Linked DNA regions of Homo sapiens: region 1 is linked to region 2. A link is a loop called in an ENCODE intact Hi-C map of the cell type or tissue named here. Cell type or tissue: chondrocyte. All regions are shown on one strand. Links, peaks and the distances in the headings refer to the core of each region. The heading gives the core; the rest is flanking DNA.

What was found. Hi-C counts contacts between places; a loop is a spot of excess contacts. Peaks named below come from ENCODE experiments on the same cell type or tissue, not always from the same donor. Only the 100,000 strongest peaks of a DNase experiment are listed, where the experiment ranks them.
Region 1: it touches region 2 in a loop (2.0-fold over the local background); 1 of 110 quality-filtered maps calls a loop at or near these places.

Annotation. Positions count from the first base shown.
Region 1 is chr5:52,471,700-52,477,661 of GRCh38, forward strand. No RefSeq gene overlaps it. Among named protein-coding and RNA genes, the nearest start is that of ITGA1, 310 kb to the right of the region's middle. In chondrocyte, for the core only: no CTCF peak of the experiment used is centred there; no DNase peak of the experiment used is centred there.
Region 2 is chr5:52,406,446-52,412,407 of GRCh38, forward strand. No RefSeq gene overlaps it. Among named protein-coding and RNA genes, the nearest start is that of ITGA1, 380 kb to the right of the region's middle. In chondrocyte, for the core only: no CTCF peak of the experiment used is centred there; a DNase peak (open chromatin) is centred at 3,615.

The sequences.
Region 1 (5,962 bases), core at 528-5,527, 65 kb after region 2:
TCACTAAACAATGTTTGACCTTAGGCGAGTTACCTAATCTCTTCATGTCTCAGTTTTCTCAACCATGAAATGGGGGAAATAATACCCTGCACCTGCCTTTTTCAGCTCATAGGGCTGTGATGAGGATCAAATAAGAATTTGTAAGGAAATCCATTGCATTAAAGTGTTCTACATACACGTGGCTTATGGGGATCAGTCTCTTCTATTCTCCCCTAAATCCCTGACCCCTCCTTACTCCCCAGCCCCCATAAACTTTCTGTGAGAGAATCCAGCCCTCACAGTTAATTCTCTCATATAACACTAAATAATACTGCCTCTGCGCTAGTCAACTTTTTATACATTTTCACATTTCTGAAGTATTGAAGATGTTATTAGGCTCCACCCTCACTGGATATGTCAGTCCTCTTCTCTTTTTAGTAAACTTTCACCTGTCACCCAATATCCAGCTCCATTACTTTCCTGGGTCAAGTTTTTCCTCCAAAGCTACAGGAAAGCCCTCTCCTTGTGCTTCTTCAGATCTCTCCTCAGGTCTTTCTTATAGCACTTAAGAAGACCTCTTGAGCTTATTTATTTACTGGGCCTTCTGTTTCACTAGGCTCTCAGCACTTTGTCTTCATTCCTCTTTAAATAAATCTCCACCCAACCATTGCACATGGTCATGTACATAGTAGACACATGGTAAGACAGTTATTGAATAAGGAAATTGATATAAACTGCATTTCTATAGAGAAATCTTTGTAAAACATGCTGCAATTTCTGGAGAAAGTGCAACAACTTTCCACAGTTTTGCTGCGTGTGGTATAATGCATATGCTACTAAATTGCATGGTTTTCCAGTAGAGAACATCATTTGTGCCATATTTTAACTATATGCTAGCATCTTTTATAGTCAATTTCTCTAGTGTTTTATTTTTCAAAGCAAATGTAGTTCCTTAAACTTGCCAGTTTCATTTGTATTTTTGGATGGATCCCTTATAGAATTTTGCACACATTGATTCTGTTTGAGAACATTATGCTGAGCCCTAGTTTCAAAGTACCTATTACATGCCCTTTCAAAATTAAATAAAAAAGAATTCAAGGCTACATCAAAATTGTAAAGCTAAGAGTAAAAACATGTTGCTTATCTTGATCATTTTAACCTACCTAAAATGGTTGAATGTGGCCTAATACTTATGTTCCTCTTTGCTAGGAATCTTTCCACCATCAAGAGGGAGTAAGAGAAAATTTGTATCAGATAGTAGCTTGCAGTGCTAAAAGCAACACTTCCTCTTGTCACCTCCAATCATATGCTAGCTAGAATTTAATTTGGGTTCCTCTACTAGTTGTGTACTAAAGACAAGCAAGGGAAACATAGGCAGTCCCTCTTGCAAGAACAGAGTGGCTAAACTCCTTCACGTGTGATTTTCACTCTCTGTCATGATAGGACCCACATTGATCCTATCTACCAATCAGCAGAATATTCCAGGTACTCTCTCCTGAGATCTACTCCACCAAATGTAAGCTTTCTTTTGACAGTGCCCCACCATTTTATTAATAGATAACAATAATGCAGCCGTTTTGAACATCTCAGCTTAAGAACAGGTAGCAATTACCATATATATTGCCATGTTGCTGTAATGTTAGATATAGAGTTGTAATCTATAATTGTATAAAAAGTTTAGCCCTCCCAATTTGTTCCTTATTTTATTGAGCATACCTGGTTTCTACAAACAATCCTGTGTTTTAAATTCATCATGATCCAAACTTTTGCTTTGAGAAGAAAGAACGTTCCCAAAGAAATAACTGCTCAACTTTGAAATGTGAGCCCCCTTTTATTCTTTCTGACTTTAAGGATAGCATCTTCCTAAGTTGACCAGAAAACAAACTCCAGAATGAAAATAAATGTCAGATCTTAAGCCCGGTAGGAGCAATGTGATGCTACTTTAGCAATTTTTTAAAAAATAATTGTTAATTGACACACAATAACTATGCATATTTATGGGATACACAGTGATGTTGCAGTACATATAATGTATAGTGATCAGATCAGGGTAATTAGCATATCTATCATCTCAAATCTTTATTACTTCTTTGTGTTGAGAACATCCAATGTCTTTCTTCTAGCTATCTGAAACTATATAGTATATTATTGTTAACTATAGTCATCCTACAGTTCTAAAGAACACTATAACTTACTCCTCCTATCTTGCTGTAAATTTTAACAAATCTCCTCCCATCCTACCTTTTTTTCCTTCCCTTCCTACCCTCTAATATCCTCTGTTCTACTATTTACTTTGATAAAATCTACTTTTTCTAAGCTCCCACAAATAAATGAGAACATGCAGTGTTTAACTTTCTGTTCTGGGCTTATTTCACTTAGCATAGTGTTCTTCAAGTTAAAAGAGTGTGGTCAGTTAGTTGAGTTAACCTGGGGCCATGATAATACAAAATATAAATTTATCATTTGATCTCTTACGTAGTCACATTGCATTGCTTTCATATGAAATTAGGAAGAATACCCACTGATGTCTCTCAGTCTAAGATTTTCTCTTACTCACATTTTCATTCTGATATTGATGCTCCCTGAAATTTGTTCTAGCTCTGACTTTCCCAATATCAGATGCCTTAAATGATTTGAAGTTTTATAATGTGAGGTACAAAATACTGTTTTTGTCTTCTGTCTTTCCTCAGACTGTCTCTATTGCATGCTCTGTCTCATGGAATAACAAGGATCTTCTCTACCCCCAACCCTCCCCAACTTAGCGTGAAGACAATCTCAATATGATAAATCTAAGCATATGTGGATGCAAGAACTTATAAGTATCTTAATTGGTTGCAGAAATATTAATACTTGATATTGCCAACTGAAACATATTATTTTCCAATAAAACCCAATGAAATTTTATTGAGGATGATCAAAGAACATTTTCATTTTAATATCATTCAGGGCACTTTGGGTCCATAATACTATTATAGTTGCTGTGCATTGCAAACTCTGATTCTGTGCTCCTTTTCTTCCAAAATTATTTGTAAACTACTCAAGAACATAGGGTAATCTCAGAATTATAAGTTCTCCAACACTATCTTTTTATATGCTTATATTCATGTTTTCTCTTCAGCCTGGAAGAGCTGTATTTTGAAATTTCGGGGCAAACAAAAACTCCTCTGCTGAGCTTCCTCTCTCTCTCAAATATTACTTTATACATTATGAGATTTAGGATTATAAAGGTAAGAGCAGTAAATTGTGGGCGACCCTAAAAGGTTGGCAAACATGATTAAAATTTATTCAATCTAGAACAAAGACATAATTCTCCTCATTCATCCCAAAATGTGTATCTAATATAGACCACGAAAGGAGATGTAATTACTCCCTTGATGAAACTAACAATCTGGATAAAGAAATCACATAAATAAATTTAAAATTTAAAATTGTGACTATGACAAATAAAGAAGAGAGGTATATAGTAATGTGAGAGCACATAATAGAAATTTAACTTATATAAGAAGGTTTAAAAAAAGCATCCTTAAAGAATTAACACTTTGACCTGCTATCTGAAGGATAACCAACATTTATCTGAAAGAACTAAGGAGAGTTGCTCTGTTTAGGGACTAAGGTCCCAAAAGAAGGCCAATGTGGTTTAAGAAGATAGATGAGAGTGAGAAATGAATCAAGTTGAGTTTGGAAAAAAATGGTATAGGCCTTACAGCTAGTGCCTGGTAGGCAAGTTCAGGAATTTGGTGTTTATCCCAAGAATTATCAGAAACATTTGAAGAGTTTTAAGCAATGGGGGAAGCAGATGGCGTGATATGTTTTGGCTCTGCGTCCCCATCCAAATATAACCTTGAATCGTAATAACTCCCACATGTCAAGGGTGGGACCAGGTAGAGGTAATTGAATCATGGGGGCAGTTTATCCCATGCTGTTCTTGTGATAATGAGTGAGTCTCATGATATGATATCGGATGGTTTTACAAGCAGATGGCATTTCCCCTGCTTGCACTCATTCTCTCTCCTGCCACCCTGTGAAGAGGTGCCTTCTGTCATGATTGTAAGTTTCCTGAAGCTCCCCAGCCATGCAGAACTCAGAGTCAATTAAACATCTTTTCTTTATAAATTACCCAGTCTCGGGTATTTTTTCATAGCAGCATGAGAATTGGCTAATACATGGAGTATGAGGAGTGACAAAGAAAATAGCATACGATTAAATGGGTACTTCTGAAAACATTCTTCTGGCTGTATGAAAAGAGTAGATTTAAGAGTACAAGTAGATGAGGTGGGACAGTCAGCTGGCATCACAGAATCTGAAGCAGGGAAAATGGCAGGATGGATTAGCATAGGAACAGTGAATTCGAAGTGAAGTGACATTGAAGAGATACTTAGGAGATAGAGTTATCGGGACTTGGGCATGGAGGGACACTGGGTAGGTTTTATGGAGGGGTTTGAAAAGGACTCAAATTTCTGACAAGGTATTACATTTGAGTTCTATTTCTTGAGATACCTAATATTGAAAGAAGAATCAGATTTCAGGAGAAAGACTAAGAGTTAGGAGCTATCTGAGTAGTAGCAGCACAAAAATAATGATCTTTTACAAAGATAAATTAAGTATATATATGCAGGGTGAATTGGGTATTGTAATAATGGAAATAATAAAAGCAGGTAGAAAACTATTGTAGTAGTCTCTGTGCCAGACACCAAACAGAAAGCTCAAACCAAATAAATAAGTTTTTAAAAATTTTCTTTTTCATTATAAACCAAAATTTGAATGCATTTTGTAGATGATTTGCAAAGAGGAAGGCGGAAGAGACTATTTAGGCAAAGATTTATTAGAAATTAATTCTTACTTTTCTTTTGGAATAGGATTATCTTTTGTGGGAAATGGGATTCTAAAGTGCTTTATTGGATAATAGCCAATTTAAATTTTAGCAAATTAAAATATAAGGAATATTTTAGGCATAGAATGTAGTTTGAAGGCCAGGACAGAGAAAACTTTTCACAAGGCAGTACAAATTTTTTTCTGTTCCCTCTGTATTCCTAGGGTTATTGCCTTGTTCTTCTATTCTACCATCTTCTCCTCTCCTCCGCTGCTAGTTACTTCCAGTAGACTAGTGTTGCCTTATGATCAAATGTAAACGCATAGACAAAATGTGTTTATGCAGTGTACATAGTTAAGAGCTACCAAATATTCACCATTATATAAAATTACCGATATACTTTTAAGTTTAAAAACAAATTTGTGTTTTTAGGAAACATGGGAAAGGTTTTCCTTTCAATTAAAAAGCAAAACAGAGTAAGACATGAGAAACTGCCTTCTTCTGATTATTATAGGTCCATGTGAAATAGTGATATCTATAACTGTGATAATCACCTTGTAGTCATACGATCAAACTTGAGATCAAAGCCAACTGAGAATAGCAGAAAGGAAAGAGTTAAATAATATGGTCACTTAGTGACATAGTTTTGACACTGAATTTTAAAACCCTGTAATGTCTCATCTCCAGATTAATTTTTTTGAAAAATGATAAATTTCTTCCTGGTTTAAACCATTTCAGTTTACTTCTTATAAAAAGGTACTTTTCATCCCCTCCCTACAAACTTCAACTTTCCCATAGTGATTTTTTTTTTACCAATTTACCAACTTTTGAATAATAATATAAATGACTTTTAAATCCTTAAAAAATAACTCCCTTTAATCCAGATAAAATGTTTGTTTGATTACAAATGAGTATAAATGCACATGGAAGGCATATAATAAACTGTGACTTGTAAAATCCAAAATAACCCAGCGAACTCAACAACACAAACTTAGTCTCTAATCAGTAGTGAATTGTCATGTTTGTGGCATATTCATATCTATGTATTTGCCTATGTCTATATTTGTTTTAGCATAAAGGTATGGATGATTTACTTGAATTGCAGTGAATGCCTATCCTAAGGTCCACCCAGATATTCCAGGATAATCTCCCAATTTTAAGATTCTAAATGTA
Region 2 (5,962 bases), core at 624-5,623:
TTTCTAAATCCAAGAACACAGGTCATAATAACCATGAGTGGTTAAAAAAAAGACAAATTATAAATTGTAGTCATGTTTGGGGACTACTTTCAACTTAAGCCAAAAGGAGAGAGATAAAGGCATATGCCATTCATATCCTATTTTTAAAAAGAACATTCTGTAAATTTAAAATATACCCTCTTTAGGATGTTAATTTTATAGGCTTGAGGTGATTTTCACTGACAGAGAATAAAAAAGGAGCAGATTTTGGATACATGAAAAAAATGTATTTTCATAAATACAATTACTTAGCATAAATGCTCTATGAGCATTTAAGTAAACTTGTCCACTAGGCTTTAGATAGAAATCTGGTCTGGAAACATAGGTATGTGAGTCACCAGAATATAGATGGCAATTATGGGCCAGAAAACTTAATCCTGCCACCTTCATGCTTAGTCCAAGCTATGTCTTATGTCCACTCCAAACTAGATGCACAAATATTTGAGACCTTTTATTTTGCTACTTACCCTTGCTCAGTTGGATTCTTATCACCAAATTAATGCAAGCTTTTTTATGAATTCCTAAGAAGGAAGTAACCATTGTTAATTCTCTTAAGGGAATCTTAGCATTTGACTCAGTAAAGCATGTAAAAGTGACCTGCTGATTCTTTTACATGAATGTCTCTTCACCACTTCAGACCCAACATGCTCCTCATCTAAGTGTATAGTTTTCCCTAAACACAGGGTCCTCTTCTGGATGCCTTGTCTCTGTTTATATTATCACGCTATCCTCTGTCTCACCCATACTTGAAACCTTTGAGTTTTAGACAATAAAGCTTAGTCTAATCAATAATTGCAATTAAAAAGTATGGAGCAAGGATGGCAGATTATTTTGTTTAACCCTATCAAAATGTTCTATAAAATATGAAAGAGCATTTCTAATAATACTGTTGTTCTCTGAATTCAAAATTTCACCAGTTTTCACTGATTGCAAAAGTCCATAATGTCTCTATGAAATGCTAAACTGCATGGGACAAAATAACAGCTAATGGCTAAAGAATATTGAATGTATAAACAAGGAATACTGGAGCCTCATAAAAGCATGATTATAAAACATGAGCCAATTGACTTCATCTATCCACTCCCATGCAAAGAGTTGTTAATCATTAAACTATGAAAATAATATCATTGTCATTTTCAATTAAAAGTGTATCCATTATTTTGGACCCTGCAGTGTCTGTAAGATGTAATTTTATTTTTCTCTGAGTGTATGCACAATCCAAATATATTTTGTCTGATTCAGCCTTCTTAAGTGAGATAATATTTCTTACTTAACTACTTGAAGACCTTCTGGGGGTCTGAAAACTCATTATGATAAATTAACATAAGTGGCTCATGGCTTAGGTAAGGCAAACAAAAATCTAGTGTATGTACATATATGTATAAATTCATACACACACAGACACATATATGTGAACACCACACATTGAATGATAAAGGCTAAATTAAATATTCCACTTCAAAGTATATCTCCTAGAAACTCTCCTGGAACCTAGTATTTCAGTCTTTATAATGGTGTCATGGCTCAGAAACTGATTATAAAGATATGATAATTCAGGAAATTAAGGAATGCATGCCAGCTACACTCTCAGCAGGTATTCCTTCCAACAGAACAACTAGCACAGCTGGTCGGCTCAGCCCAAGTGCAGACACAGCACCGGGTCCCACTTCAAAATCACTCCTCAGCATATCAGCGATTTCACATTTCAATCTTAGCAAAATAGTCTTTTAAGAAAAGTGTTCCTTTTAAGGTATTATTTCAACTCTGTGCTGGAATATGGAAGGGTCTTATAAGAAATATAACGACTTCTCTCATTTCACAATATGAATTAAACAACAAGCTGAAATTTTCAACTGTTTTTAATTCAAGATGATTAGTCAGTAATATAAGTCAAGCTTATAATAGGATTTCTTTTATTGTATCAATTTTCTTCTTTGCAAAATGAACATAAAAATTTTTTTTACCAAAATTTGCCCCCCAAAAATCATTAGATGCTAATGACTGCTTATTTCTCTTCTCTTCTGGTTTTTATTAGCTTCAAAAATAATTTTATTGTGCACTTTAGCTGTGTTCTTAAACATTTTGACAATAAACAACTTACCCATTAGGAACTAAGTCAATTAGATGATGTTTAAGGCAATATTTATTCTGAAATGTTATGATTCAAAGATTATTTAATTAAACAACTCATCCCATAGAATCTTCAAGTATTTTTCCCATCAAACTGAGATAGTAGCTATTCATAAGTTAAAAAACTCGCCTAGACCTGAATTTCACCACCAATCTTAGATAGAGGAACTATTTGATGGTGAGATGGCAATAGAAAGGATATTTTTAAAAAAGGCTTAGGTCAGCTACACATAGCCTAATCCACAAAAAACTGGGTTAACTCTAAAGAGTAGAAATCTAAATTGGCATTTCTTATAATTTTTAATAAATAAATATGGAATTTTTTTTAATTCTTAGTATATGAAAGTACACAAACCTGCCAGTGTTCCTATAAAGTATTTAAACTCAAAAACTTAAACTCTGGGGATATATGTCTTCTTTCTTACCACCACTCAGATTTATCTCCATTGAGGTAAAGATAGCTATAGCAAAAGAACACTTAGTTTTAAAATATGACTGCCTCTTGGTATGATACTGTGTATCTTAATTTTAATTAATCTCTTCAGTTATCAATTTCTGTAAAATGGGCATAGTAATACTTCAAAGGGTTTTCATGAAAGTTAATGAAATAAGCATGTAAAGAACCTGGAGCAATGCCTAAAACCTGATATTAATGACTAACGTTTATTGAGCACATACTGTGTCATTTGGATTTACCAATTGTAGCAGATGGCTAGGATGAATCCCTTTACATACTTCCGGCACCCTGATTTTAGCTCAGCTTTCGATTGACAGTTCTGTACGCACTGCCAGGACCCCTATCAAGTTGCCATGATGTTTTTGCTTTGCACCACAAGGCTTTCCCTAGAGCCAAGGAAGACAGATCAGCCGTTTAGAGGTACAGCCCAGATGTGAGGGAAAGTTACCTCCCTGGGAAAACTTTCAACCAATGAGAAACATAACGTACTGGATGAAATCCCCAGCCTCCACTTTCTCTGGTGCTATGGTCCCCAACCTTTTTGGCACCAAAGACTGGTTTTGTGGAAGACAATTTTTCCATGGATGAGGTCAGCGGGAGATGGTTTCGGGATGATTCAAGTGCATTACATTTATTATGTACTTTACTTCTATTATTACTACATGATAACATACAATGAAATAATTCTACAACTCACAATAATTTAGAATCAGTGGGAGCCCTGAGTTTGTTCTCCTGCAACTAGACAGTCCCATCTGGGGGTGATGGGAGATAGTGACAGATCATCAGGCATTAGATTCTCATAAGGAGCTCACAACTGAGGTCCCTGGCATGTGCAGTTAATAATAGAGTTCGAGCTCCTATAGAATCTAATGACGCCGCTGATCTGACAGGAGGTGGAGCTCAGGTAGCAATGGGAGTGACGGAGAGCGACTGTGAATCCAGATGAAGCTTCACTGGCCTGGCGGCTGCTCACCTCCTGCTGTGAAGCCCAGCCCGATTCCTAACAAGACTTGGACAAGTATCAGTCCACGGCCTGGAGGTGGGGGACCCCTGCACTGGTGGGACAATTCTGAAGTACCTCTTAGAAGGCCACCTGGTATTATCAGTTGCTCATAGTAGCAAACATTTTATTAATTCATTCTCTACTGGCTTTACTCCCTTCCCTCTCTCCTTCATTCTTTTCTTTGGTTTTCTAAGATCATCTCTCAAATAAGCAAATACAGCCAGATTCCTAGGCTTTACCTTCTAAGTAACTCAACCTAAGACAAGTACTTAGCATGTGCCAGATACTGTTCTAAGTACTTTATATGATTAACACATCTAGCCCTCACAATAAAACTAAGATGTAGCTACTATTTTGAGTCTTATTTTATACATATGGAAACTTAAGATTAAGTACATTTCCTAAGGTTTCACAGCTAAAAAGTGACAAAGCTAGGATTCATATCCTGTATACCCAGTTACTTCATAATTTAAGTCACTACACCTCTTGCACTAAGTGCTCCATATTGTTAGAATTATGTTGGTGGCTTCTTAATAACTAAGATAACTGAGTGCCAAACAAGACATACTGAATCAGAAACTGACAGCAAAGGCTGAGATTACAGTGCTCATTAAGCTCCCCAAATGATTCTTATGCACACTAAAGGTGCACAGACTGGCTAATGTAAGCTATTATTTTGAAGGTACAGGTGAACATTCTTAACATCAACCAGAAGTGGCAATTAGCAGATTTGCCTGGCTTCCACTAAATATATTTAATATATAGCTGTATTAAAAGTTTGCATAAAGAAGCTACCTGTAACCCCAAACTTAAGCTGTATCATAAGAAAAAGAAAAGGCAGTGGCCCCATAACAGATTAAAACAACCAATTAGCCATTGTTTGGGGCAGAAGGGAATAATTGTTAGTCACAAGCATCCTGACCACAACTTGAAATCACCATGGGCTACCAGGGAGAGAAGATGAGAGGAAACACTCAATAAACAGACCCAATAAATTAAGGAACATAGAAGATGATAGCGTCTGGAAAATGCCCTAGTGTAGACCCATCATTCCCTGATGATGCTCAATGAAGGTAGTAATTAGATTAGGTAATAACCACAGCTCTCTGAGTCTTTAGCTACTTGAATTGCTTTAGGAATAACTTTATGCTACCTAGATTTGCCACCTTTATTTTAAGTTAGGAATCAGAAACTCATTTTTTCTTGATTACAGTGAATGTCAAGGAAGTTATAAAGATACTGTAAACCCAACCAGAGTCCTCCTCTGCCCTTGCTGAAAAGTCCATAATTGAACATGTGTAAGCTAAGCACTAGGCAAACACCGTCTTATTTAAATTAGACCTGTGAAGTCAGTAACGTTCTCTAGACTATATGGATAGTGGGATTTTAAATAACTTGCCCAGCTGCAGTGTAGTATACGAAAGTAGAGCCAAGATTTGCATTCAAAGCTAGTAAGTGATTTTTACTTCTCCTGCTCCTTTAGCAGAATTTGACATTAAATTTTTTTGAGGAACTCTGTTCCCTTGGCTGTTGTGATTACATCTTTTCTTGTTTCCTCCTACCTCGCCAGCTTCTCCATTACAGTTTAAGGTTTGGATAGTGTTCAAAATAAACTGTCTCCCTTTCAGGCCTATTCCTGTCTCACCCTACTACACATTCTCAGCTATGCCATCAAAATCAATTACAATCTGCATCACAATGATATATGAGATTTATATCTCTAAACCCTACCTATTCTTCAATACCTAGGCTCATAAATATTCAGGTGCCTACCTGGCATCTCTCTTTGGGCATTGCAATCACAATTGAAACTCAGTGTGCTCTCGGCTGGGTGCGGTGGCTCATGCCTGTAATCCCAGCGCTTTGGGAGGTCAAGGTGGGTGAATAACTTGAGGTCAGGAATTCAAGACCAGCCTGGTCAATATGGTGAAACCCAGTATCTACTAAAAATACAAAAATTAGCTGGGCATGGTAGCACATGCCTGTAATCCCAGCTACTAGGGAGGCTGAGGCAGGAGAATCACTTGAACCCGGGAGGCGGAGGTTGTAGTGAGCCAAGATTGAGCCATTGCACTCCAGCATGGGCAACAGAGCGAGACTCCAGAGCAAGATTCTGTCTCAAAAAATAAAAAATAAAAATAAGGAAACTCAGTGTGCCCAAAACCAAACTTAAGATTCACCTGAAATGATAGTTATCCTCTGGTTTCCCTGCCTCAGTATATGTTACTACCACCATCTATCCAGTTACACCAGCCACAAAACCAGCAGTCATTCTCTACTTGTTTCTGTTTCTCTCAAACTGTTTTCATTAGTTCTAACTCCTATCTCTC